Linked DNA regions of Homo sapiens: region 1 is linked to region 2. Evidence: chromatin contacts called from ENCODE Hi-C or POLR2A ChIA-PET data. All regions are on one chromosome and are shown on one strand. The core of a region is the stretch at or near the end of the contact, and the rest is flanking DNA. Distances in the headings are between cores, read along the strand shown.

Region 1 (3,582 bases), core at 894-3,393, 48 kb before region 2:
CCTTTCTTTGTTTTCCATCTTAAGGAGAAAGTATGTGGTTTCTCATTATGAAGTATGATATTAGCAGGAGATACTGCAGTGCAGGTGTTGCTGTGTGCTCTCCTCTGTGTCCTCCAGCCATAGAACAGAGACAGCTTTATACCAGCTGCAGCCCTGAGTAGCCATCCCAACTCTTCTCAATGTTCTTATTTGAAGGCTTTTCTTCTAAAAACAACATTGCAGTTAATGTCTTGTACACTGAACATTGCCCAATCAGTAAGTAGATCTGTAAGGTATGGTCCTCATAACAGAATTGCTGGGTCGAAAATATACACATTTGTAATTTCAGTAGATATAGCCAAGTTGCCTTTTGCAATGTGCATTTCCACTGCAGTGCATGAAAATGACCATTTTCCACACACTTGCCAATATCATATGAGCCCATAGGCAAGTTACTAAATTATCTGTACTTTAGTTCCTTCATCTGTAAAAGGGGGTAATAATGAGATTCACCTCATGGAGTTACTGTGAGCACTAAAGATGTGTTAAGTATTTGCATCAGTGCCGGGCACATAGTACATGTTCTATAATTACTAGTAATTATTCTTACAATTGTCAAATGTTTTGATATCTGACAATGTGGGTGGTGAAAAGTAGTACATTTTGTTGTAGTAGTTTAAATTAACATTTATATTAAGTGAGATTAGGCGTTGTTTCAATTGTTTTAAAACCATTTGCACTTCTTTTTTGTGAATTGCTGGTGCAAATCCTTTTACACACACATATCGCTTCTGCTCATGTGCCATTGGCTAGAATTAGTCATGTGGTTACCCCTAGATACAAAGATGGTACTGCTTGGAAATATAGTGCATTGGGCTGCCTCTTTACAGTGACCGTTTCATACTGTGATTTGTTTCCATATTTGTGCCTACCCCCACTTTTTTGGACTAAGATAGCTGACAGTTTATTTAATTTCGCATTTTTTCAAACAATTAGTTAATAAAGTAATTTATTAATTTTATTATTTTTTGTTTTTCTATTTTAAATTTATGTTTCTGTTTTATATTAAATTTTTCTTTCAATATGTAATGTTTAGGTTTATTTTGATATTTTTCAATACTTGTGACTGGGACCTTTATTTATTTTCATTTGATCTCAATTATTAATATATTGAAGGCTAAAAGTTTCCTCTGAACACTGCTTTAGCTATGTCTCATATGTTATCATATATCTTCATATTCTACACAATTGTCAGTTCTGAAATTTTCTTTTTTAGTTCAGAATTATTTAAATGAAAAAAATTAAATTTTTTATTTTATTGTACATTTCTAGATGTATTGCATTAGTATCAGAGAATGGTATTTGATTACAGCTCTAATTGTGTCTTATTTGAATCAACTGTTCTAATATAGAGTTATTTTATAAATATTCTATGGGTACCTAAAAAGATAAAAAGTTTATTTCCAAGGATCACACACAAACATACACACACATAAAGTTTTTATCTATTTTACATGTATATATAGTATGTGTGTGTTGTATATATACGTAAAATAACTGATAAGAGGTGTGACATGAACTCACCTTAAAATCACTAAAGCAGGCTACAAACCAGAAAGGGGATTAAAAGAGGGGTCATAGAAAGAATCTTCACATGAGTACTAAACTTCCTGGAAGTTGACATATATTTATTTTCTCTGCTGTTATTGGCTAATTGTGGCTTTGGCTCTTTAGAAGCTAACCAAGCTCACTGATATCAGTATGTTTACACTGCTGTATAAATTTCAATATACTTAATAATATAGTCTTTGCTTAAGAACCTTTCTAGGTCTCTTGTTGAGAGGTATATATCCAAAATTCATTTAGGTAGAGACTTGTCTCTGTGTTCCAAATAAATGAAATGTCTATTTTAATGGCAATTATCCTGGATAGAGGCGTACATTGACTTGGTCAAGGAGTAAATGTTGAGCAAATTTTGCCATGAGCCAAAAAGTTTTATCCCAGAAATAGTCTTACCAAAGGGTCAAGACATACATTGAATTTGCTGGAACAGCAGCCTAAGCCCAACAAAGCTTTGGCTAAAGCTTATGAGTAATTCTGCTATCATTTCCTGTTTATAATCACCAGAGTAGAAAGGCGACCTCGGTGACCGAGTGAATCCATCCACGCCTAGACAGGGCCGAAAGAATCATGAGCAGCATCCAGAGACTGCATGAACTCTGCGTCTAACTGAGGGTAAAGGGAAGATGAGATTCTTGGATAATTCCCTTTCTTGATGCCCTAAATTGCATCTTATTGCAAATAAAGAAATCATAATTGGTCTGGTTTAGAAGGGAGAGGCAGCTTCAATTATGTAATTATGTCAGATCTAACAGCAAAGAGAAATTACATCAAGCGTAAGCTTCCTCCAAAGACCAGTTTAGAGTTCTCTAGTGTCATAAGAGTAGCCTCCCTTAGAGTTGCAGGTGATTAGTTAGAATAACCAAGAAAAGGGAGTGAAAATGGACTTTAAGGTCTAAAAGGAAACTTGCCTGACCAGTGGTGTGGATCCTTGGAACTGTGAGGGGCCCATAAAGTGGGATAACCCAGTCTGGATTCTTAAAATCATTTGGTGATCTGAGAGGTGGTTGTATATATGAACTGAAAAATCTTAGCAAGTAAAAACTGCAAATTTGGGACACAAATAGGACAGAAAAACCCAGAAGGGAGATGGTACATACTGTACTAATAAGGCAAGTGGGTCTTGGCTATTATTTGTAAACTTGAATGAAATATTCTTATTTTCTTCAAGAGTTTGTGGAGCAGTTCTCACCGATTAACTTATTTCCATTGATTCTCTTGGCCATTAGTTGTTAACTTTTTTAAAAGAGCCATGGACCCCTTTTCCTCCTGCATATGATTATCCAGTTTAGAATTATGTGGGAAATTATCTTCAGTATATCCATCTAAATGTAAAAGTTTGTCTATAATTTCAGGGGGCTCCAACAATGCCTGAAACTTATCCTTGGACCTCGAGTTAAGGCCATTTTCTTTAGGAGGCAAGCAAGATTAATATTATTATTTCTGCCTTACCAATGAAGAAACGGAAACCCAGAGTTGTCAAGTGACTTGTTTTAGGTAACACAGCAATGTAGTGTCAGATTTTAGACCAGAACCTAGACTTCGTGTTCCTTGTCACCACAGCATCCCTTGGAATGCAATCAGTATCCGTCTAGCAAAAACCACCAGGAGTGTACACCTTTACTGGAGCATGCTGACGTCATGTGAGAAATGCTTCTGGTGTAGATTTTTTTATGAGAGAGTTGAGGCTGGAGCAGGCTGCGTTGCATTCTGCTTAATTTCTTCATCAATAACCTTGCTGGACTTGCCAGTCCTTGCAAACACTGAGAAATTGGCTTGTCTTTGAATTTTTTATTGCATTATTATGCTCCCAATCGATATGTGAATCTCTACAGTCCTCCTGCCCTTGGAGAAGGATACATCAGAAGACATTTGTATTCTGAATTCTGCCTTGCATTTGTTTGCTGGGAGAGAGCTGGAGAGCCAGGGCTTGCTGGGAGACAGGAGAAACTTTCGTTGTGCTTGCTATCTTGCCTCTCTGTT
Region 2 (3,584 bases), core at 179-2,678:
GATGAGCACGGAAACTCTGCATCCAAGACCCCTCCAGATCTTCCTCTACATGTATCCTTAATAATAAAGGTACAATCATAAGTACATTGCTTTCTGTGAGCTCGGGGAGCCATTCTAGTGAATTATGGAAACTGAGAGGGTCACGAGAACTCCCAAATTTACAGCCAGTTGGTCGGAAGTGGCCTGGGGCCCTTGAAGTGCAGCTGGCATTTGAAGTGAGGGCAGGCTTGTGGATGACTTTGCCCTTCACCTGTGGGATCTGTGTTAACTCTGGGTACTTAATATCTGAGTTGAATTGGAGAACATCCAGGTGGGGTCAGACCAGTTAGGGTAAAGATGGAACAAATCCCTTTTCCTGTCCGATTTCTAGCTTGTCAGTTGACTTGGTGCCCATCCCAATGCCACCTTCTCTCATCTCACCCTAAGTGCCCTGAGAGTTCAGGTCTCAGTTCTCCACTTTTGTGATCCAGAACCAGCAACGCCAATAACGCCAATCACTGACTAAGCTTTTACTCTGCACCAGGCCTTTACACCTCTCACCCTTCTAGCATACAATACCATGCAGTAGACATTATTATCATCCTTATTGTGCAGACAAGGAAGCTGTGGCTCAGAGAGGAAAAAAATCGCTGCTCAAGTCATAGAAGTTAGTAAGTGACGAGGCCTGCTGGTTCCACACCTGTTTCCTTCCGCTAAACAACATCACCTCCAAAGCCAAAATTCTCTTTCTCTTCTGTCAGTTCTTATGACTTTTGTCCCCTTAGCTCCACACAGAAACCATATCCTCTCTCCCCAACACTATTTCCATAAATATTTGTTAATTTTTATTTGATCACAAATGCATTTATCTGAGAACTAGAGTCCCTGAAGAGCAGGAGCAAAGCAGAGACCATTAAGAGACGAACTCTGCTCTGCTTTTTGGACCCTGTCAAATTTGTTACTCTTTCCACTGAACTTGTTAGTTAAGGTCAAGTCTTGTTAGCTTTGAAAATTCCACACTGGTCCCCAAGGCCAAGGAGATGACCCCAGGCATCTGGGAGGGATCAGGATTCTAATTCCAGGAGAGGAAAACAGCTCCCTGTTACTGATTGCAAGGGGTTGTGCTCTCCACAATCGTTATTTTAATCAATTTCCCTGTTCGGAGTGCAGGGCAGCAGCCTTCTAAGCATCGAGGGAAATTAAACACATAAATCATTCAACCGCCCTCCCTCCACCCCCTCAAAACACACATGGCGCTATGGAGAATTGCATCAATACAGCAATTAGTCCAAGGAGGAAGAGCTAGTCTCCCTCCATCTGATTCAAAGTCAAACTTCCTACAGCATACCTTGCATTTTCTACTTCTATTATCATTTCCTCATAGTACATGACTAAATTCAGAAGATTTCCTATTAAGGAGATTTAAATAGCACACTCGTCATCAGATTTAATTGCATTCTTTCATTTCCTTACACAAGTCTGTCATTTTAAAATAGTCTACAGCAAAGTCAGACACCTAAATGTTGGAAGCCATGTGTTGGGGCAGAAGAGAGAAAAATCTGGTTTCCAGCAAGGACCCCTATAATCTTCATTCCCCTTCTCTCGACTCAGGAAGAACCTATTTGATTCTCTCTGAAAGCAAGTTGAGAGTATATTGAATCATATATATATTCTGAAGTTCAACTGTAGATCAGTTGATTATTTTTCTTCATTTTATTATTTTAGTAAGATATTTATCACATAAAATTTGCTATTTTAACCATTTTTAAGCATTCAATTTAGTGGCATTAATCATACCTACAATGTTACATGTAGATATGACCACCATTATTTCCAAAAATTTTTCATCACCCCAAACAGAGACTCTGTACCCATGAAGCAGTAATTTCCTATTCCCCTGCCCCCAGCCCCTAGTAATTTCTAATCTTATTTCCATCTTTATAAAGTTCCATCTTGATAAACCTATTCTAGATATTTCAACTAAGTAGAATAATACAATATTTTCTTTTGTGTCTACCTGGCTTATTTCATTTAGCACAATGTTTTCAAGGTTCGTCCATTCATTTTGTAGTAGGTGTAAAAACTTCACTCCTTTTTATGGCTGAATAATATTCCATTGTAAGTACATACTACACTTTGTTTATACATTCATCTGTTAATGACACTTGGGTTGTTTCCACCTTTTGGCTATTGTGAATAATGCTGCCTCAAACATGTACATACAAATACTTGTTTGAGTCTCTATTTTCAGTTCCTTTGGGTATATACCTAGGAGTGGAATTAATGCATCATCTTTTTATAAGCGTGTGGGTCTGCACTTGTTCGGCCGTAAGATCTTCATATTTCTGTGACTGTCAAACTCTTCTTCCTCCCTCCATCCCTCTCCTCCTCCCTATCTTTCTCTAGAATAGTTATTTCTTTTTGGTTCATGTGCCTCCAGACATTTTTCCTATTCATTACTAAATTTACAACCATATCGAAAATATGTAGTATTGTATAGCTATTTTTATATAAACACTATCATACTGTATTATTTTGAAAATTGTATTCACTCAACAAAGTGACTTTAGATACTTTCTGTGCAAATAGGTATAGATCTATCTTATTCACACTGGTGCATAGTATTCCATAGTAGGGATAGACATGGTTCATTTGGACTTTCCCTTGTTGATAGACATTTTGTTTGTATTCATGATTGCAACAGTGTTGTAATAAACATTCTAGTATGCCTTTTTCAGCCCATTTGCTAGGGCTTCTTGGATTGCTACCAAGAAGCTAAGTTGCTGGAACACACAACAACCATGTTTTAAATTTTAAAAGTCACTGCCTTGGGTCCTCCATAGAGCCTATAACCAGTTCACTTTTCTGTCAGTGGCATGTAAGAGAACCCACTTACCCACATCTTCATGACATTGATGTTATGTGTGGCAGACGTAACCAGTTGTCTGCTAAAGAGTCCTGCTCTTGTTCTATAGTCTAGAGTTGTTGCTAAGAGGCAGCCACCCAGTTAAGACTGCATTTCCCAGCCTCTCTTGCCTTTAGGTAAGGACATGTCACTGGTCTGCCCAAAGCAAATTGGGCAGAAGTAATAAGCTGGCCTGTACAAACCTCTGGTGCAATCCCTTTCTTGTAAGGGGGGCAGAGGATCTAGTGAAAAGCTCCAAGGCCCATGGGGGTAAACAGAGCCACCGGAGGGAATCAGTCTGAGCCTGTGAATGTCGTCGTGGAACTGAGCATCTCTCCCTGTCACTGCTGATTGGTCTTTAGCTGTAGAGAAAATTAAGTCTATTGTATTAAGTTGCTGAGATTTTTGAGGTTTATCTGTTAATAGCAGCTAGCATTCTCTTACTAATATATTATTTCACTTTGGCCAATCTGATGAGTAAAAATTGTTTTAATTTGCATTTCCCTGGATGCTAGTGAAATTGGGCATGTTTTCATATATTTATTTGTCACTGGCACTTTAAATATGGACTCTTTTAATCTATAATAGTCTATTAATTCACTGTTATAACCATTTAGGGATAAATATTTGCCCTGGGTCCTATTGCTAGTAAGTGATGAAGGCAGATTCTAAACTCAAGTCTGTCTGGCTCCAAAGCCAT

Evidence for each region. Hi-C counts contacts between places; a loop is a spot of excess contacts on that map. ChIA-PET counts read pairs that join two places held with the same protein, here RNA polymerase II (POLR2A). Pooled maps may share reads with other maps.
Region 1: a loop to region 2 is called in a map of endothelial cell of umbilical vein, with 4 times the contacts of the local background. The contact joins two enhancer-like sites. A Hi-C loop is called at or near these places in 3 of 168 maps with a recorded cell type or tissue (IMR-90, PC-3 and endothelial cell of umbilical vein) and 2 of 50 pooled maps. POLR2A ChIA-PET finds 5 or more read pairs at or near these places in 1 of 52 experiments (OCI-LY7).

Annotation. Positions count from the first base shown.
Region 1 is chr20:4,554,197-4,557,778 of GRCh38, reverse strand. No RefSeq gene overlaps it. Among named protein-coding and RNA genes, the nearest start is that of PRNP, 130 kb to the left of the region's middle. Within about 2 kb of position 2,143, at least 4 of the 41 ENCODE cell types and tissues checked have a DNase peak (open chromatin) inside an H3K27ac peak, as active enhancers do; they include PC-3 and endothelial cell of umbilical vein, where a contact is called at or near this core.
Region 2 is chr20:4,505,180-4,508,763 of GRCh38, reverse strand. No RefSeq gene overlaps it. Among named protein-coding and RNA genes, the nearest start is that of PRNP, 180 kb to the left of the region's middle. Within about 2 kb of position 1,428, at least 3 of the 41 ENCODE cell types and tissues checked have a DNase peak (open chromatin) inside an H3K27ac peak, as active enhancers do; they include PC-3 and endothelial cell of umbilical vein, where a contact is called at or near this core.